Linked DNA regions of Mus musculus: region 2 is linked to region 1. The links are chromatin loops, found by intact Hi-C in ENCODE. Cell type or tissue: gastrocnemius. All regions are shown on one strand. Links, peaks and the distances in the headings refer to the core of each region. The heading gives the core; the rest is flanking DNA. Region 1 holds the start of Hnrnpk (heterogeneous nuclear ribonucleoprotein K). Region 2 has its middle 31 kb from the start of Gm38494.

Region 1 (9,927 bases), core at 1,928-9,927:
GGGCTATTACTATATCTTATTATTTTAATAAAATAATAATCAGATTCTGTGATTTAAATTTTACTTAATGTTCACTAGTTTCTTCTGACATCTATAATTAACTTTATATTTTAACTCTATTAAAATTTATATGACTATAGTCGGCCACCTTACTCTGGGATGAGAGAAGTCTTACTTGTTTACCTAAATATTCTCAACTGTGCTGTCAGGTATGCTTAAATCTGATTCTCTCAGTATAACAAACCAATAGCAAAATACTAAAGACAAATCAATTTAAATATATATCTATGCTTAGCATGTCCATAAGAAAACTCACCACTTAGCAGGCCAGCCTGTGAGCTAACGAGGGATTTCAAGCTAGATGGTCAGTACAGTACTCAGAGCCTCCTCTGCAGAGAAATGACCCTGAAACATAAGATAAGGGGCAGTGAAGATTCTAGAATTGCGCCACAGAAAGTCACTAGCTTATTCCCATGAGTGCAAAAGTAGGATGGTGTGGTTCTGGGGACAGTTAAGTAAAATAAAAACAATACAGGCTAAAAATGGAAATGTAGCCGGGTGGTGGTGGCATACACCTAGCACTGGGGAGGCAGAGGCAGCCTGTTTCCAGGGTTACAGTTAAACCAGAAGATAACTAAGGTAATTAACACAGTGTGTGACCAAGCAGTTCAGAGGAAACTCAGGTACCGGAGGACTTTTTTTTTTTTTTTGAAGCAGTGATATATACCATGGCACAACTTGCAGGACTTGGTTCTCTTTCCACCAGGTGGGTTCTAGGGATCAAAACTATGGTGTCAGACTTGGTGGCAAGTGCCTTTAGCTGCTGAGGAAGGCAAGCATAGGAGATAGGGCAGCCTGGGACCCACTTGCTCTTGGTTAGGCATAATACCCTCTCCCTTGTAAAAGTGTCTTACCACAGTCATGGCAGACAGCAAAGGGTCAGCTAGGACACACAATTTCCCATTTGCTGATAGACAAACAACAGTCCCCTCAGTACAAGAAAAACAACTTGGAAAAAGAGGTCTTTTAAATTGAACATTAAGTTTATATCCTGTAACACACACCTTTTACTTTCCAGAACCAATATTAAAAGATCAGAAATAAAGACAAGAACAGGTGTATCTGCAGCCTTGGGCTCAATCTCTAGGATTTAGGAGGAAAGAGGAGAGGGATGAGGGAAGAGGAACAAAAGACACTGGAATGCTTATCTGACAAAGCTTATCAATATTTATATATTTGAGGGGGTTTGAATGTTATCAAGCAAAAACATACATTATGTCTATGAAATAGAAGGCTGTGTAGTCTTCAGATTTTTAAACATGTTTAAGTGTGTGGGGTGGTATAAGGTATATGTGGGGAGGTGGAGGCATGTGCACAAGTGCAGATGCTCAAGGAGGTGGGGGTCAGGTCCCTTGGAGTTGGATATTACACACTGCTGGGAGTTACTCCAATCCTCTGGAAGAGCAGTTAAGTTCTTAGACCAGGAACCATCCCTCTAGACCTTCAAGTTTTGTTTTGTTTTGTTTTGTTGAGACAGGGCCTCTCCTTTTATGCGACTTTGGACCTCTCTATGCAGACCAGACTGGTCTCCACTGAGATCTATTCGAACCTGCCTCCCAAGTTCTGGGATTAAAGGAATATACCATCACACCCAGCTCTAACATTTTTTAGGGACTATTTAATGACGTGAAAAATATATTCGTATTTCCTTAGCATAATAGCAACATATAAAGTTACAAAACTTAATCCTCACCACTTTTATAGTAAGAAAAAATACTTTTATTAACCTTTGTACCTGATATTTGGCTACTAATACATATTTACATTCTAAAAACTACTAAGACTTAAACAGAACCAAGTAGGAAAATTCTGCTAATTACCACTAAGGTTTAGGCATACTTGGCTCAATGATTAATTTTTAATCAGATTCAGATTTTTTTAATAGAACACCATTCCTAGATATTGTATGTGGCATTCAATCAATAGCTGAGATCTTAAATCAGTAACAAAGATTTATATCCATTTTATGTTTCTATTATTTTCCTTTAAAAAATAAGTTGGGCTAAGAAAGATGGCTTAGCAGGTAAAGGTACCTGCCACTAAATGTAACGATGAGTCTACTCCTATGGTCCAATAGGGTAGAAGAGAACTCTGCACAGGGTTGTCCCACAGGGTTATCCCCTGGCTCCCACTTAGTCACACTACAAAATGTTTAAATAAATAAATAAATAAATAAGCACTTACTTCTAACACCATTTTAACTTGTTAAAGACACTAAGATGACTTTAGAGTTCTGGGAAGGTAATAGACCTTACCTTTTATAGGGATAAAACCGTTATATTACTGTTGACATAAGAAGTAGCCACAAAGCTTGGCTGGTGGCACATGCCTTTATTCCCAGCACTCAGAAGGCAGAGGCAAGCAAATCTCAGGGTTTGAGGACTGCCTGGGTCTACAGAAGAAGTTCCAGCCAGGGGTACACTGAGAAACCCTTATCTTGAGGAAAAAATAAATAAAAATAAAACTAGAGAGAAAATCCCACTTAGGAGTCTCTAACCCAGCTCTGTTCTGTCATCTTGAATATGGTTTCTATCCTCAATACTTTTTAAAACTTTTTTTCATTATATACACATGTGTGGAGGTTAGAGGTCAAGAGAGTAAGGTCTGGTCTTCCCCCATCCTGGAGATGAAATTTACCTTGGCAGCCAACACCTTCACCCACTGCTCCATCTCACCTGTCTGCCCTCTTACCTTAGTTTTGTTTGTTTCTTGAGACAGTTTGACTATGTAGCTCTGGCTGACCTAGAACTCACAGATTCACATCTCTGCTTCCCAGCTGCTATGATCAAAGGCATGAACCATCATAGTTTATTCTACTTTTCAAAAAACTCCCTCACACATAAAACAAAACCCACAATGTATTCAAAGTACTGTAATAAGCATTGAATTGTCAGCACAAAGTGGCAAACAGGACAGAACTCGGGGTATGGTGCCTACAGTATTTCAAATATTTTCTCAGCCAGCTACTGAACTGTTGAAATTATATTAAATCTCACAGCTAAGTCATACTGAATCCAAATTGATACTAAAGCATTAGGTTAATGGTTACCCAGGAGCCACTAAAGGAAACAAAGTGGCATGGGCTTTGTTGTGACACCCAAATCCAGGGCCTCCGCACTCAGTGTGCTACACCACTGAGCTACAGTCTGAGGTTTTAATAAGGAATTGAAAACCTCCAACTCTAAATAGAAAATGAAGGACGGACAAAAGACACTTTGATTACTCAAAGAGAAAACCTAAAAAAGTGAGAGAAGAAAACAAACAGGTATAACTGGGGGGTGGGGGTGGGCGCAAGAACAATCCTGCCATGAAATCTTGAGGAAGCAACTTCTCACTAGAGACTAGTCAAGACAATTTCTGTAGTTTCCTTTAGATTCCCACTTCTCATTTACAAAAAAAGTTGTTAGCGGGGTGGTGGAGGCGGCTATGCAGGCAATAATCTCAGCACTCGGGAGGCAGAGACAGGGGGATCTCTGAGTTCCAGACCAGCCAGGGTTACACGGAGAAACCTTGCCTCGGAAAAAAAAAATGTTGTACTAGAAATACTAACTTGCCGGGCAGTGGTGGCACACGCTTTTACTCCCAGCACTTGGGAGGCAGAGGCATTGGATTTCTGAGTTCGAGGCCAGCCTGGTCTACAGAGTTCCAGGACAGCCAAGACTACACAGAGAAACCCTGTCTCGGAAAAAAAAAAAAAAAAAAGAAAAAGAAAAAAAGAAATACTAACTTTAGCTGGCCATGGTTACGCTTGCCTTTAATCCCTGCTTTGGGAGGACGAGGCAGGTGGATCTCTTGAGAGACCCTCCGGGTCAAAAACCACCATATGAAAAATCTTGAGCCAGGAGTGGGGGCACACGCTTTTAATGCCAGCGTTTGAGAGGCAGCGGCAGGAGATCTACAGGATCCCACGACAGCCAGGGCTACACTAGGCTGTCTCAGAACGAGAGCCCCCTCACCAGATCCTCAAGCCCCAGTCTCTTCTGTCAGTTAGGTAAAGGATGGCTCGACCGCTCTGTAACGGAGCGATTTACAGGGTGCTGGCCGGTGTGCACATTTTGGGATTATTCGAGGGAAAGGTAGGACAGGGTGCGCTCGCACACACGCCTCGCTAACTGGAGGTCACCCCTACAGGCTGACATCCGGACATCAGCCAGAGTCTGGGGACCGTGGAGCTCTGCTGTGAGGATGAGGAGCGAGGCGAGCACCCGCAGTGACCCTCCCTTCCCCTGGTGGGGCAGCCATGGCGGGGCAGTGTGCCTGCGAGCTTTCTCAGGGAGGGTCCCAGGGAGCGCTGCAGCACGGACGCGCGGGCATTCCCTACGCGGCGTTCCCGGGGGGTCTGCATCGCACCGGCCCAACACGGAAGTAAGCCCCGGGCTCCCTGGGAGCGGGCGCCGCTTCCAGCCCTCCCCCGCCCTCCCCGCCGGGGGAGCCGTTAGCACAGCGGGTTTCCCGGGCGCCGCGGAGGGGGCGCAGAGCCCGCAGCGCCGGGGAGGGAGGGGGCGAGCGAGACGCGACAACGGGTAGCTGCGGAACCCGGGCGGAGCACCGACCGACCTGGCCTTCCCGCCTCGCCTCGCCTCGCCTCGCACCGCAGCGTGATCCCAGGGCCGCGCGCCGCTCTCCCTCTCCCGTTCCCAGCTGGGTTCTCTTTTCCCTCTTTCACTTCTTCCCGCCCAATCGGGCGCTCACGGGGCGACCGTCCCTCCTCCAATCGCGCCAAACTCCCTCGGGGCTCGAAAATCCCCCCGCAGTCGCCCCTCCCGGCACACGTGAGCAGCGCCGCTGAAGTCTCGCGAGAGGTCTGTCACTACTCCCCTCCCCCTCACCACAGAGTGCGCGAACGAGAAAGGAGGAGGGCGCTACAGGCGACAGCGCTGCAGACGCCATTATCCTCTGCTTCTCCGCTGCACGGACGTCGCCGTCGTGCTCGTCTCCCACTCGATTGCGGCCTGTAGGTATCTGGGTGGGCTAGGGCTTCGGGGTAGCGAGTCCCCGGAGCGGGTTGGCGCCCCGGGATGGCGGCTTGGGCTATCCCCATGCCCGAGTTTTCTCAGGCCCGCGGCCTTCCAGCCCAAAGGGAGTCGCCGGCGGAAGGCGGGGTTCTCGGCGCCGTAATTGACGCGGCCACGGGCCAATCGCTTCGCGCTCGCACCACCGCCGAAGCCTGGGCAGCCAATGGGGCGCGACGCTGAAGTGGGAGGGGGTTTGTCCTCGTTCTCTGTCTAGCAGTGACCGACCGTCGGAGGCGGCGCGGCCGGGAGGCAACGGCGGACTCGCGCGGTGAGCGGGACGGGCGGGTCGCGCTGGCTGGAGCGGGGTCGGACGCCGTAGTCGGCTGTCCGGGGTGGCGTTCGGGGCGGCCGTGGCCCGCCGGGGAACGTTGCCCGGGTTCCCCTCCCCCCACCGCCGCCATTTCCCCGAGCGTGCCCCTGCGGTTGGCGTGCCGGCGCTAGGTGGCTTGAGGGACCCGGGAAGGAGAGGCCTGTGGGTTTGCGACGCGGGCGCCCCGTGTGGAGGGAGCGCCGGGCCGTCCGGTGGACTCGCGGGTGTGGTGTGTGTGTGTGCGCCCCGGCCGCCCTTTGTCCCTCCACGGCGTGGGCCTCCCTCCTCACCCCACCTCCGGGGTGGGGGGTGCTGCGCGGCGGGGCCGATGGGGCGGCCGCGGCGGCTTTGTCTCGGGTGGTGGGGGAGGTGCGGGGGACGGGCGCTCGCGAGCCCGCGTGCTGGGTGGGGGAGGGGGGTCTCGCGCGACTCCGCCTAGTCGCACGTAGTCGCCATTACGCGGGCCGCCATTTCCTGTCGGATCCGGGTGAGGAGAGGCTCGCCGCTCGGCGACGGTCGCTGGCCGCTGCTTCCAGGCCCGGCCCGTGGGCGGGAGGCGAGCGCGCGCGGTCGGTCTCGCTCGGCGGACCTGTTAACACCAGCGCGCTGTGGGAACAGCGGCCGCGGGACGAGAGGGCTGGCTGGGCCTGTTTGTGTGCGTAGACCCGGCTGATTTGCCTGAATCCATTTACCCCCGCGGCCGGGGGTTTAGCGGAGTGGCCGGCCGATCTCTGCATTTAAAGTGGTCCCCAGAGGGATCGTCATTTGCTGCCGGCGTTTTGGAATAGGAGAAGGCATGAGGGTGATGCCTCGACTTTAAGATCCTGTGTTGGTCCTTGGCTTTGGTAGGACTACGAGTTAACTGGACCAGTTGTGATGGTTTGGTTGCAGTCTTGGAGAGTTGGGTTAGAGGTAAAATTGTTGGGAAATAGCCTTTTTTACGTTGCCTAAAATAATGGTGTTGGTGATTAAAGATTCCGTGGCTTTGCTGAATAATGGTGGTCGTTTCCATCTGGTTCTTTAGATTTCTGTGTCTGAAAGTTCAATGTACCTTGTATTTGCCGCTAAGTTTTTTAAAGTTGGCAGATTTCATTGATTAGTGTTGTCAGTCACGACCAAAGGCGGGGAAAAAATTACTACTAGCCCTACTATAACACTAGTTTTGTGATAAGACGTGGTCTTTTCAAGAATTAGTCTCGTGAACAAAATTATATGTCGACTAGTTTTTCCGTTGTAATGAAATGAAGCAAGTTGCTGAGGACGGAATTACTGGTCCCCCACACCCCTTGCGGGGGGGGGGGGCGCAAGGCTCTGGTGGTGGAGGTGGTTAGGGTGTGCTTCATTGAGACAATCTAGTCTAAAAGAAGTCCATTATGCCTGTCTCTCCTCAATTATAGTTTTTAAAAACAGTTCACTTTTAGGAATATTTTAGTTTCCTCGAATCAGACCTTGTTTTTATATACTACTGTAGCACTAGGATGTCACTTGTGTGTGCTGGAAGCAGAATCCTTTTTTTTTTTTTTTTTTTTTGGAAGATTTTAAGCAAAAGAGTGTTTGCTTTCTGATAAGCCAATGTACTAGCTAGCTTCTTTATTTTTCAACAGATTGGTGGATCCATTTAATTCAAGAAAATGGAGACCGAACAGCCAGAAGAAACCTTCCCCAACACCGAAACCAATGGTGAATTTGGTGAGAAGATACTTTAATTATAACCAATTAGTATTTTCTGTTCTGTTACTTTAATTACCATAAATGTTTTTGATATGTTCTGTTTACCTCTTATATAGTTTCATTTTTTTGTAGTCTTGAGTTTGTCTGTTGGTTTTTATGAAAAGAAGTAACCTTTTCTTGCACAGGTTAAAAAGCAGTACAGTTTTTCCAACCAACATTTTAATCCTTTGAAATACTTATTAAAATAAGGCCTTTGATATTAGGGATATTAGGGAGACAAAGGCAGGGACTTAAAAAGTGGCTTCAATTACCCTTTCTTGGGGGATGTTTCTAATTGAAAATTTAAACTTTAATTTCTAGGTAAACGCCCTGCAGAAGATATGGAAGAGGAGCAAGCCTTTAAAAGATCTAGAAATACTGATGAGATGGTTGAATTGCGCATTTTGCTTCAGAGCAAGGTATAAGCTCTTTAAAATTTGGAGGTTGGTTAGTAGTTAAATATAAATGGATGCTTTTTCACTTTGAACTCTGCTTTGGCTCTGGAAACCTTTCAGAATTTTATAACACGTTGAATAAAAGGTTTTTAAAGGGTTCATTTGTTTTGAGACCCCTCACAGGTGAGGCGGGCCTTGAGCTCTTGATCCTCTGTCTTTGATTACTGGGATTCCGAGTGTGCGCTATCACATTTAGTTGTGGTTCTTAATGATAAGCAGATTTCAGAACTGCCGGTAGTGCTGAAATTTTAATGGTGAAAGCCCTATTACCAGGGTCCACCACAGATCAGCTAGAGAGATGAGTGGAGTAACTGTAGACACAGGTTTTAAGTGTTGGTTGCATCTTATTTCCCCAGGAAACTAGTTTACTTAAGTCTACCCCATCACTTATTTCAAGTCACAATATAAAAGTAGGTACTGTTTAGATTCTGTTTGTTTTTTTACAAGAGGGCACTTGTAATCTGTGCTTTCTAGGAATTTTATATTCATGCCTGGTGTTCTGAATACTCCAAAGACCATAAAACTATTCATCTTGATTTTTTTCTTTCTCAAGATTTTCAGTGCTGTGCAAACATTAGAAGTTAAAAATATAGCTTAAAAATACTAATTTTCTAAATGCAAAATTTTTTTTTTGTCTATTCCAGAATGCTGGAGCAGTGATTGGAAAAGGAGGCAAGAATATTAAGGCTCTCCGTACAGACGTAAGTATTAAACTACTGAACAAGCAAGCACATTCATTGTATGTTTCTAGAATTTTAAAGGTTCACATCTTAGAAATCACTGACTAGCTACAAACCATTTGTAATAATTAATGGTTATGTAAATGACTTCTTTTTTTTTAAAACCCTGATTAAGGTGGAACATAATTAAATCTTTTCATATTTTAATAAAACCCTTCAAATTAATTCATTTCAAATAAGATTAAAACATCTTAATTAGGAATGGAGACAAAGTGTAAAAACCCTTAATTGTATAATTCCTCTTGTATGTGTAAGAGGGATTTAGTCATTTCTGAAAGCCATTGAATATGGCTGATAAAAACTTTATTTCCTTTTTTTTTCTTTTAAATCATCTGTTCCACAGTTTGCAACATGGAGCTCATGCTGACTGATTTCTAAATATGGGTAATGAATAGATTAATCTTGGCAATCAGAACTGTTTGCCTAGGATTTGAGTCTTCATAATTTATAGTGGGTTGACTCTTGTGATTAGACACATTAAATGTTGGCAGCACCAGAAGTGTGTGTGTATTTCTAGAACTGATTACACCAAAATTTATTTTTTTCCCTCATACTATCTACATTTCTTAATGTTTATCTTGGTAAAATTGAGGCAAATAACTTTGAGTACCTAACAGTATTTCATTTCTCTTGGTAACAGATCTTTGTGTTTCTCTTAATAAACTTTAGATTTCGTTGTAATTTTTATAAATCTGCTTATAAGATGTGTTTTATACCTTATGAAACCAAATCAGTCTTAATATTTGGGGGTTTGGTGTGGGAATTTTTGTTTTGTCTTTGAACCTCTTTCCTCTTAATCCAGATGTTCTGTATAATTATCTGGGTTATTTCCCCATTTTCCTCAATTTCAGTAAACTTTTGAGTCATGACAGGTTTTGTGTCTACCCTCACGAGCCAGCCTGCTACTGAAACATTAAAAAACAAAACAAAACCTAGAACCATCATTTAAGGTCCTTAAATGTTAAGAAGCCACGGTCAGGTATAGAGAAGTCCATTATTGTGTTAGTCTTCAGAACAACTTAAGCTTGTTTCATTGAGAGTATGAGTATAGTTTGTATTAAATTAAAATTTATTGCTTTTCCCCCTTTTCCCTCTCCTTGTTTTTTTGGCCATATATCTCCGTTGCCCATGTACTGGATCGACTTACCCCTGCGTTGCCCACCATGACGTTGGCCCATCCGCCCCTGAACGCCCATGTGAAAACCCTGGTTGGCTATGCCCAAAAATGTGCTCGTTGCCAAACGGGTACAATACTTGACAACTTCTGATTGAATGCCCATGCCCAATGCCAACATCCACGAACGCCAATGACCAATGCAGTACAATGCCAGTGTTTCAGTCCCAGACAGCAGTGGCCCCGAGCGGTATGTCCCAACAGTTTATGCCTCACTGCCTGATTAGAAAGAGAGAAATGTATTTTATTACCTGCCTTTTATATAATTAAATAGTATCCCCTTAGACGGTGTATTGTTTTTCAAGTTTCTGTCTTATTTTCCCCATTAAGTCCTTTTGTCACTGAACTTTTACCGTGAGTTGCCCACCCAAACGATCCACTAATTTTATTTCGATGGAAGGAGCACAGCTTCAAGTGTTGCATATTTGCTGCATTGTAAATCAAACTGTTACCCAAATAGTCT
Region 2 (11,464 bases), core at 1,835-9,834, 110 kb before region 1:
CAAAGCCACAGGACCAGCGGGCACACGTGCAAGAAGATCTAACTGTCTCTGATAAAGATGCCACACAAACCATGTCACATCCTCCTAAGCCAGAGATACTGATGAACAAGCGGGAGTGGACACCATGGCTGACTTCAGAGATGTCCCCCACCCCAGCAGGGACAATGGGTAACAGAGACTACAGGGAAGATTGCACAAGGCAAGGTGTTGAGTGAGATGGGAGATGGGCTAGCAAAGGGCTGGCAGCAAGCCTGAGGTAGGCAGCTTTAAATAGTTCCAAGGATCTATACCCACTTTGGCAGACAGACAGACGAGCCCCACCTTCACCTGAGAAAAGCTAGAAATGGAGCAAGTCTTAAAAGTATAGCTTTCTTTCTTTCTTTCTTTACATCTTTCTAAACTATTTTAAAGTGTGTATGTCAGTGGCAACAGAGTACATGAGTGTGTGTGTGTGCGTGTATGTGTATGTGTGTATATGTGTGTGTGGGGGAGGCTGGGAGGGAAAGAGTCGGAGCATGCACACTGCGGGAACATGGGGTTTGGGGTGGGGTGGGGTGGGGTAGCCGGAGCATGCGCACTGTGGGAAGGCATGAGACATGATGAGGTCACTTCCGGCACACTGTGGCCATCCCTCAAGAGACCATATCAGGTTAGCATGACTTGGCGCTTCTCCTCGGCTATCTACCCAAGAGAAATGAAACCATGTCTACACAAAGACTCACACAGCACTGTTTATAGCCGAAGCCAAAAAGTGTAAGCATACACACTCCCAGTAACTCTAACATGAACGAGGAAAATATGGAGTGTCCGTATCATAGAATACTATTTGACAAGTAAGAAGCACAATATACTAGCAGTTACATAGGTGAGCCTTGAAAACATTATTCTTAATTTTTAAAGTCAGTTGCAGAATATGTTGAGCTATTCTATTTTTATAAAAAGCGCCTCTAACAGAATATTTTAGAGAAAACGCTTCCGTGTTCTAGGCTGGCAGTGGTTAGACAGAAGCTGGCTGTGAAGCAGCATGGGATCTCTCTCTGGAATGGAAAAAAAAAAAGTGTGTTCTGATAACTGCCAATGGTCGCACAGCTCTGAGTATAGTGGAGGAAAAAACACGGGATTTCATATTGTAGTGGGTCCATTTTATGGACTCTATCTCAATGAAACTTCCTAGGGGAGAAGAGGAGAAGAAGAGAAGCCACGTGGGCGGTTTGTTCTGCATCTAACCCTGCGCTGCTGCCGCAGTGAGCAAACCCTCCCAGGCAGGGGAGACCGCCCAGGACAGCACAGCCAATGTTGCATCACAAGTGTATGTTCTACATGAGTTCCATAAGTGGACCTGGAGATAACGCTTCGATACATTCCCACTCAAGACTACTTACAGATGCTTTCCCTAATAGAATGGAATTAGTTGGTCTAACCCAAGCTAACACTTGGCAACCAGAAGGCTTCTGGGAGAACAGGAGCCACTACAAGAACAGATGAGAAAAGTGGTTAATCACACACACACACATGTACACACACACATGTACATACACACACACACACACACACACACACACACACACACACACGCCAGCTCAGACAGGGTCCTGAGATTCATCTTATCTAACTCAGGGAATTTCCCAGCTACAGACTTGAACACTCACAGCCTCCGCATCTAAACATGGAGGCCTCCCTGACCACTTCCCAACTAGAGATTCTGAGAAGCAACTTTCCCTGCAAGCAACATCCCCCTCCCACCATAAACTACATTGCTGAAGTGACAGCCCTCGTCTCTCTCTATCAAACTGACTTCGAACACAAAGCGAGAATTGTAGATACAGCATGAGCCTACGCTAGCATTGGAAGACCCCAGCGGTTCTTACTGAAAAGCCACTCAACTTAACCTTCTGTATATAAACTGTGTTTGTAAAAAAAAAAAAAATGCTAGTTAATGTGAATTTAAAATTTTTCATCTCTTTTATACATACCCTTAACTCAATGGTCAAGTTATTAAGCTTGACAATCTCTATCAAATAGATTGTGTGTGTTCATGCGTGTTCATGTGTGCACGGGTGCACATGTGTGTGCATGTAGAAGCCAGAGATCAATCTCAGGAATCATTCTTCAAGCACTGTCCATCTTGGTTGTTTGAGGCAGTCTCTCACTGGCCTGGGATCGCCAAGTAGGCTAGGCTATGGCTAACAGGCCCCAGAGATCTGCCTGTCCCCTCCTCCCCAGTGCAAGGATTGAGTACAGCCACAGCACATGGCTCAGCAGATTGGATTCAGGTGCTGCTGACACAGCAAGCACTGAGCTCTCTCCATGGCCCCCACTCCCACCCCCCAGATGGCAACTTCTAAAGCCTTTTAACAGATTCTGGTAAAAGTGTTCTGATGGCCTGTGGACGGACCTTAAGGCTACGTTCCAAGAGATTGTCTCCATTGAAGGATCGGAAGGGGTGGAGGCTGAGAGGGAAGGGAAGGGAAGGTGTGGGCTCTGGTTGTGGAGGCTGAGAGGAGCTCTGAGCCAGAGGCTCTCAACCATCGAGCGCAGGACTGGGTGGATTTGTAGCTGGTCCACTGATCTGCGCATGCTCACTTTCCCTTCTCTTTATCAAAATGTTCTCCGTACATCGTAACCAAATAGTCTTGTTCTTAAAACCCAAGCGTTCTCCGCGCTCTCATGTTTCCTTAGCATTTATTCGACAGTTTTATGGAACTTTAGGGAACACAGTTTATACATTTTTTAACATCCAAAAATACATAAGGTTTTGCCTGAATAGATAAAACCGTTATGAAATAAGTCTTCAAAACACAGACAGGTTTCTGGGTTTTGGTTTGGTTTGGTTTTGGTATTTTACATTTCTTTATTTAGTTTGTAATAAAGGAGGGTGCGGCATACGTGTGAAGGTCAGAGGTCAACTGGACAGCTGGAGTCAGTTCTCTCTACCACGGTGTTCTGAGGATTAATTCATGTCATCTGACTTAGCGTCGGGTCAAAATATGTCCTATCTGCTTAGGGGTTTCTAATTTTAGTTTTTAAATATAAGGAAGATGGCCAGCAATGCTTCTATTTATTATGAAGAGCCACTATCTGCCTCACTTATAATTTATAATGCATTACCATGCTGTTCCCAAACAGATATTGGATGTGGGTACGCATGGTTGGAGTGGTCATATGAAATGAAGATTATAACCCAGGAGAACATTAGAATGTTTTATATTCATGATCCCACTGAGCCAGAAACTGAAGTCTGTGCAGGCAGGCTGCCCTACAGAGGCAGGGGAGAGAAGGATAAGAGACTAATAGGCTACAGAAGAGAGATTTAGCAAGGAACTGGGAAGAGAGAACAAAAACCCTTGGCCAGAGAATGTCAGAAAATCACTCCTGAGGCTGCCAGTCAAATACCCAGAGTCCATACATGTCAAGTCAGATGGATTCAAATCCTGTTCCCACACTCACTAGATGTGTGACCACAGGCAGTAATTTCACTAAGCCCCTGATATCAGGACAGTGATTGTACTTGCTAGGTGAAGCGATAGCATGTCCAGAACTAGGGTTGTTTTATTTTGTTTTGTTTTGTTTTTGGAATGATTAAAAGCATCACGGGCTACTTGTGCATTCTAGGTTCTGCCGCTGAGCTACATTCCAGGACATTTATATGCAGACATAAAATATATACATATATCTCAAATACACATCCATTCCAAGCGTAAAATCAGTAAATTCTATACACTTTAGCCAACAATAGCATTTTCTCAAGCTAGTCTGAGGATTTTAGTTAAAATTCAAACCACATCTTATCGAGTCTGTCTCATAGTTAAGCTGGTCTTGTAACTTACTATCATATAAAAAACTGCCCCCAAAGCTTAATGAGGTGATCAACCAAGTTGCTGGGAGGTGATGGGTCAGCTCAGTGGTTCTTGCTTGGAGCACGTTAGATTCAAGACCAAATGCAACTGGACCCATGTCATCTGCAGGATTAACGCACACGCCTAGTGACTATACTTAAACACACAGTGGCTTCCTGCTTATCAGCCTTCAAAAGGTCTCTCCTTATGGGAAGACTGGGACAAAACGAGCCAGTTGGAAACAGCAGGCAGGGTGCCGATAACATGGTGCACTCAAGGTAGACTAGCTGTTGTATAGTCTCTGCATTCCCCAAAACCATATTCAAAGAGTCAACAGAGGCTACAAAGCTGCTTGTGATGTGGAAGCACAATGATGTCATTTCTGTCCTGTCAGTCAGGGCTAGTCACAGTCCAGCCTGTGACAGATTAGATAAGGAAGTGAAATGGGTCATACTTGTCAGGGGGAATGGCATGTGTAAGTAAAGAGGAAACAGCTTACAGATGCTCTGTCAGAGGTCCCACATGTGTCACACAACCCTCTCTAACTCCAGCCTCAGAGGATCTGATGCCCTCTTCTGGCCTCCTCGGGCAGTGCACTTCCGTTCCTTCCTCCTATCTCCTTCGAAAGCATAAAAGACAGCGCAGACAATGAAGGTAGTAGGTCCTGAGTAAAATACCCTAGGTGATTGTCTTAAATATCTTATTCATTTATTCTTATTTTACGTGTATGGGTGTTTTGCCTGCAGGTATGTCTGGGCACCACATGCGTTCAGTGCCCGAGGAGGCCAGAAGAGGGTGTCAGATCCTCTGAGGCTGGCGTTACAACAGAGGGTTGAGTGACACCACGTGAGTCCTCTGCCAGAGCGTCCAGGGCTCTTAACCTCCAAGCAGTCTCTCCTGCTCCTGTATTCAAATTTCAAACATCATTGTTCTACAAATAATATTCGTTAATTTTTTTTTGCAAATTAGTATATAAACCTAAGTAAATAAAATAAATGAATCCCCACCATGCTGGGCTGGGTACCAATGACGGTCCTCTCTGCCTGATTGGCAGACACCGCTGTTCAGTTTTCTCTCCTTTGACTAGTAACTTGGCTCAGGGAAGTTAATCAAGTGAGCCGAGGAGTCAGGAGCCTGCTCCCAGATGTCACAGCAGACCCGGGGCTTAGATAGTAAGTGGGCTGGAGGAGACAGATTATTTGAGCAGATGCCACATTCAAGTTGTAGATGGGAGCAACTGCTGTCCTATTTGCTCAGGTGATTGACAGTCATAAATGGAGCAGCCCGCATTGAGACTCAGCCCCAGGACACTAACACCAGTGATGATAGCTAATCAGATATGGAAGGTGACACTGTGTCTCTAATTTTACAGGATGAAAGCCGCGCGTTCCTCCCCACCACAGTTTACTCCAGATCTTCAAGGGCCCATGGCCTCATTCCTATTCCCGATATCAAAAAGAGCAAAACAGAACAGCAGGCAGGCCTTACTCAGTTCCCTGTGTCACATATCCCAAAGGCCCAGGCTTCACTAGCTTAAAATCACAAAATAAAGTTACAATCCTCCCCAGTTATTACTTTTAAGAGGTTTATTTACTTTCATTTTAGGTTCATCTATTTCTTGCATCGTGTATGTGTCCCACATGCATTTCCAATGCCTATAGAAGCCAGAACATATGGCGTGCCACCATATGGGTGCCAGGAGCCAATCCCAGGTCCTCTGGAAGAGCAGCCAGTGCTCTTAACCTCTGAGACGTCTCGCAGCCCCAAAGGTGCATTTCTTTATGACATAAAAGCTATCTTCAGTTCGCAATTTCTCTCGGGAGAGGAGGGTCTCTCCTCCTGCTCCTCTCGGCCCCGTAGAACTGTTTCTCACTCTAGAATGGTGACTTGCTGGCTGACACCTAGAAGACGCTTATTGCTGCCACCGCCGCTGTTGAGGACTTTAGAGTCCTTGAGCTTTCTTTTCTTTACATCTGCTTGTTTTTTTGTCTTTTGTTTTTGTTTTATTTTAAACTGTCCCATTATGCTTCTAGGATACACTCTTCCTCTGGCTTTTCTTAGTGAATACAGAAACTAAGAACGTGCGCGCACACGTGCATACACACACACACACACACACACACACACACACACTATATTTGCTTGATATATTGTTTTAATATATTTTTAATTTTTTTCAGGGGTGGTGTGCAGTGGTGGCGCACACCTATAATTCTAGCACTTGGGAGGCAGAGGCAGGTGGATTTCTGAGTTCAAGGCCAGCCTGGTCTACAGAGTGAGTTCCAGGACAGCCAGGACTACACAGAGAAACCCTGTCTCGGAAAAAATAAAATAAATAAAATAAAATAAAAGTGAGGGTGGGGGGATTTTAAATAATGAATTTAAAGAATCTGGGCAATAGACACAGTCCTCCAGTGTACTAGCTAAATTCCTCCACTAGGGGCTCCCTGGAATAGCCTTCTGTTCATGGATCAGACAGAAGGTTGAATTCCCCTGCTCCTTACTTGGCTCTTAAACTTGTCTGGTCCTAGATCCTGATTCTTTTTAAGACTGATTGACAGTGGCAATGCCACCAAACAAGGCATTATCTCTGGAGACTTCTGTCTGTCTCTCTGTAACTTCCGTAAACGATCCAGTCCGGTGTGATGAATATTTTCTAACCCGATATCGTGACAATTCTTAGGGGCTGGTGCCAGAGAAGAGGAAAAGCCTGTGGCTGGATGATATCCGTGATTGGATGATACGCTTATGAGTGTTGTAGACCATCCATCTAAGCTGTAAGTCCCCAAACATCATGTTGACATTGGCCCTGGTTTAAGTCTTTCTTCTCTTCCATCTCCTCCTCCTCCTCTTCTCTAAAGCATCAGTGAGGAGAGGGGATGCTGATGAGCCACACTGCCTTGCAGACGGTGCAGAGAGCTCCATGAATGCAGCTTTTTTAAGTAATCACCTGCGTGGAGTGGACCTCAGTGATGCATTTGTAAGCTCTTGTAAGTGACCCCAACTTGGGTGAGATCTTACTTTTGTCTGTCACCAACTCCCAGGGTGACAGGTCAGGGTGAGCAGACACTTTTCACATCTTCCTAGGAACATGGGTCTCACACGGCACTTGTCTTTCCGTCCAGCTGTCCACCAACTGGAAGAGGGCAGACTAAGTAGCAGGTGAGTGGGGGACTCCTGCCTGTCCATGGATTCAAAGACTTCAGAGTTGAGGAATGCAGAGCAGGGGTGCATTCACAAAGCTACAAAGGGACTGGAGGAATGAACTGCAGGACTTCTCCTCTAAGCTTTACAGCCTGTGAGTCTCCTTTCCTCAACAGACAAAATCCCTAAGATTATAGGCATGTGAGCACCAAAGCTTTGTGTCCGTAGGTGCTTGGCCTTGTTGCTTTGGGTCGGAGGCAGCACATAGTGGAGGTAGCAGGTTGTAGAGGAGGCTGCTCATGGTATAGTGCCCAGGAAACAAAATAACAAGGAGAAGCCAGCCACTGACATCCCTCTCAGGGCTCTAACCCAGAAGCTTGACTCTCTTCTAAAGGTCCCGCCACCTCCCAGGAGCACCACAGCTCCTGCTGCTCTTGCAGCTATGCTGTAGACCAAGGACAGCAGACAGGGGTGGCAGATGGGCACATCAGGGACACATAAGATCCAGCACAACAGGGCTGGAGAGATGGCTCAGCAGTTAAGAGCTGACTGTTCTTCCAAGGTTCTGAGTTCAAATTCCAGCAACCACATGGTGGCTCACAACCATCTGTAATGAGATCTGATGCCCTCTTCTGGTGTGTCTGAAGTCAGCTACAGTGTACTTAGATATAATAATAAATAAATCTTTAGGCCGGACTGAGTAGGGCCGGAGAGAGCAGAGCTGACTGGAGCGAGCAGAGATCCTGAATTCAAATCCCCAGCAACCACATGATGGCTTACAACCATCTGTACAGCTACAGTGTACTCATATACATAAAATAAATAAATAAACCTAAAAAAAGAAAAGATCCAACACAACAGTGAGTAAAGTCACAGCAGCTCTTCAAACCCAAGGCACAAATAACACAGCTGTAGTAGTGACTAATCTAACATTAGTATAGCCTAGTGATACATAATGTTATGTTATAGTATATAATTATATGTGTGTGTGTGTGTGTGTATAATTATACTATTTATACTATATTATATAATAACTATAATATATTAACTTATGTTATATGTATCATTATATGTATATAATATGTTGAGTTTTCCAACTCAGAAGAAAAAATTTAAAACTCAAAGATAAACCCTTCTCCTCCTCCTCTTCTTCCTCCTCCTCTTGCTCCTCCTCCTTCTTCTTCTTTCAGACAGGGTTTCTCTGTGTAGCCCTAGCTGTCCTGGAGCTCACTCTGTAAACCAGGCTGGCCTTGAACTCAGAAATCTGCCTGCCTCTGCCTCCCAAGTGCTGAGATTAAAGGTGTGCACCACCACTGTCCAGCAAGATAAAGGCTTCTTACATAGCACACTCACAAACCGAGGTAAGTGACATTTCTTCCTCTACCGTTACATGGGTCCCACTGAGCATCTTCCAGGTTTCCTTTGTTGTTTTTGATAAAGCAGGGCTCTCTTGGTTACTCCATTTTCTTCTGGAGTGGGGAGAGGGAAGGCTGCCCACAGCCTTGTTGTAGTAATTATGTAATCTCAGTCAGGGGTTTCTACCTCACCTTTCATCATTCAGCTCCCAGATAAAAGATACACAGTGTGTATATTTATAAGGAACCTTTAAAGCAGAAGAGCTGGGCAGATGCTGCCCTCTGTGCTAGTCTGTCTACTTCCCTATCAATAACCCCGAGTTATAACTGCCATGTTGCATCTGGGCTGCTCTTAACTCCAATTGGCCAGCCCTCATGGCCATGTTTTCATGACTCACCTCCCCCACAGTGTCTTATCCTCTCTCCACCTTCTCCCTTCCTTTGTGGTCTCTCCCTAGACCCCAAGGCTGGGAACTCGAACCCTGCCTATCTCTTTTCTGCCCCACCTGTCTTCTCTATTGCCTGTAGGCATCTTTATTCACCAATCAGGGATAACATGGGGGGGGGGCAAGGTCACATAGCGTCACTTGTACATGTGCAGATTCTCCATTCCCTGGGGACAGCCAGGCCTTGGGGGACAGTAGTTATCGTTATAGCAAAAGACCAAACCTCAACATACCCCTGTTTCCACCACAGTCCATGGATCACCTTGCCAAACTGGAAAACTGGATCACAGAACATAGTGTTATTGCTTTATTAGCAACATTCAGTCACATCAAGGTAAACTGACCATTGACATTTCAAAAGATCTAAGCCAATTTTCTTCTGGCAATTTTAAGGTTCATGAGCAACGAGCAACTTTTTCAGCCACAACACCTAGCGATGAGTCTCCATCACGAGGCCCAGAACACTAGAAAAAGCTGTCAAATCTCTGAGTCTTTTTCCCCTTCCTCTGACTGACTGGCATGGACCATCTGCGTTGCCATGGAGAGACGGATGCATACGGAGCCCTGTTACAGAGAAATGAGTGCCTTTTGACAGGGAACCTGCGGTTCCACAAACCTGTCGACATCTTGTGTCTATCAGAGCAGACAGCTTGGGCACATAGGCATATTTCCCGGGAACACTTGCCTCAAGTTTCTACAGGTCTTTCATTCTTGTTTGTTTAACAATGTAGCTCAAATGTATCTCCAGCTCCTGCCAGCTGGGCCCTGGATCTAGGTCCTTCTTAAAGCAAAAGAGAAGCTAAATGCTTTCCGCTGTTTGTCATACCTCAAATCACTTTGTTGAACACAAAAATGAAGCCTTCAATGTATGGGGGGTAGGGGTGGGGGAGAGTGCAGTAAAGAAACTGCCAACATGACTGCTCCATGGTTGGGAAGGGGTGTGTGTGTGTGTATGTGTGTGTGTGTGTGTGTGTGTGTGTGTGTGTTGGGGGGGAGGTTGACATCTGGAAGAGTTCAGAACAGTGAAAGTAGACTGAGCAAGGCCAGCAGTCTGCACATAGCCAGGGCTATCTTCAAGACAAGGGAGACTAAGCAGAGCCAGAGAGCAGAGAGAGCGTGGTGAGACCAGCAGAGGCCGTGGGGAAGCCTTGCAGGTCTTGTGTACTGGTTGGTTGTGTGTGTTAACTTGACACAATCTGGAGTTATCACAGAGAAAGGAGCTTCCCTTGAGGGAATGCCTCCATGAGATCCAGCTGTAAGACATTTTCTCAATTAGTCATCAAGTGGGGAGAGCCCATTGTGGGTGGTGCCATCCCTGGGCTGGTAGTCCTGGGTTCTATAAGAAAGCAAGCTGAGCAAGCCAGGGGAAGCAAGCCAGCAAGTAGCATTCCTCCATGGCCTCTGCATCAGCTCCTGCTTCCTGACCTGCTTGAGTTCCAGTCCTGACTTCCTTTGGTGATGAACAGCAATGTGGAATGTGTGAGCTGAATAAACCCTTTCCTCCTCAACTTGCTTCATGGTCATGATGTTTGTGTAGGAAGAGAAACCCTGACTAAGACACATTGGGAGGCAGAGGCAGGCAAGTCTCTGATTTCAAGGCCAGCCTGGTCTATGAATGAAAGATTATGGGGAGCGGGTGTGGCAGTAGTCCCAAGATGGCGCTCGGGACTGCAGCCAAGTCTTATGACTTGCACCTGACTTCCTCATACACCTGAAAATAAGCCACGTCCATCGTGAGAGCTGCGCAGGCGCACCATGATGCAAGATCAGGCCATTTGACGAAGGCCAATGAACTGAGATTACGTGGATTGGGCTGATGGGATGTGGTTGAGGGGTTATATAAGGGATTGCGATTGGGGTCTAGAGAGAGATTCCTGCTTGCATGTTGAAAGGTTCCTGAATAAACTGCTTTGAGAAGAACGCTGTGTCATCGCTCTTTTCTGCTGGTCGGAGACAGAAGCGACAAAAGATAGAAATAAACAGAGGACATGACTGTTCCTAGGTGTGGTGGAGGAGGTTTATTGTAGATATCAGAGAGCATATGGAAAGGGGCAGAGACAGGACATCTGGAAGAGTCTAGTGTGGACATGCCTGATACAATGGACCAGGCCATGTGAGAGAAGAGGAGAGGGAAAAAAGGAACCTGTAAAGACCAGGAGACCAGAAGGCCAAAAGGCAAAGAGGGGAAAAGGACTAGTATAACCAAGCAAAGACTGAGGGGGGCTGGGAGAACCAGCAGACAGAGTCGGCTTTGATGTGTTAATAGGCATCTCAGCAAGTTGTACCCAACAGTCTACAGAATGAGTTCCAAAACAGCCAGTGCTACATACCCTGAGACAACCCTGTCTAGAAAAAAAGAAAAGAAAAAGATAGGAGAAGGAAGAGGAAGAAGAGGGGAAGCAGGAGGAGGAAGAGGAGGAGGGGAAGCAGGAGGAAGAGGAGGAGGAGGGGGAAGCAAGAGGAGGGGCAGGAAGAGGAGCTAGGTATCTAGAAGGAGGGAAGCTTAGGGAGGTAAGAAGGCTACAATGTTAGCATTGACTTTGAAATGTATAACACATCCCTGTGATGAGACTGCCAGTGCCTGGTGGCTGCCTGCCTGATTTGCATTACTGGAAGTCATTTGTCCTGTCTCACAGAGGTAAGAGAGGTGACTCCTTTCAGCAGATAGGAACCACTTTCAGTT

Evidence for each region. A loop is a pair of places that touch in the nucleus more often than their neighbours do. Peaks named below come from ENCODE experiments on the same cell type or tissue, not always from the same donor. Only the 100,000 strongest peaks of a DNase experiment are listed, where the experiment ranks them.
Region 2: a loop joins it to region 1, with 2.4 times the contacts of the local background. A loop is called at or near these places in 3 of 42 quality-filtered maps.

Annotation. Positions count from the first base shown.
Region 1 is chr13:58,397,480-58,407,406 of GRCm38, reverse strand. Hnrnpk (heterogeneous nuclear ribonucleoprotein K) reads left to right here and starts at 4,895. Exons shown (of 16, transcript NM_025279.3): 1 at 4,895-5,014; 2 at 6,990-7,074; 3 at 7,417-7,514; 4 at 8,195-8,251; 5 at 9,611-9,654. The coding sequence starts at 7,017. Rmi1 (RecQ mediated genome instability 1) reads right to left here and starts at 4,810. Exons shown (of 3, transcript NM_028904.3): 1 at 4,618-4,810; 2 at 317-405. In gastrocnemius, for the core only: CTCF peaks have their summits at 4,936 and 5,572; DNase peaks (open chromatin) are centred at 5,191, 5,776, 6,681, 9,537 and 1 more place; H3K4me3 peaks cover 4,542 bases; H3K27ac peaks cover 3,115 bases.
Region 2 is chr13:58,509,353-58,520,816 of GRCm38, reverse strand. No RefSeq gene overlaps it. Among named protein-coding and RNA genes, the nearest start is that of Gm38494, 31 kb to the left of the region's middle. In gastrocnemius, for the core only: CTCF peaks have their summits at 4,511 and 6,283; a DNase peak (open chromatin) is centred at 9,360; H3K27ac peaks cover 1,177 bases.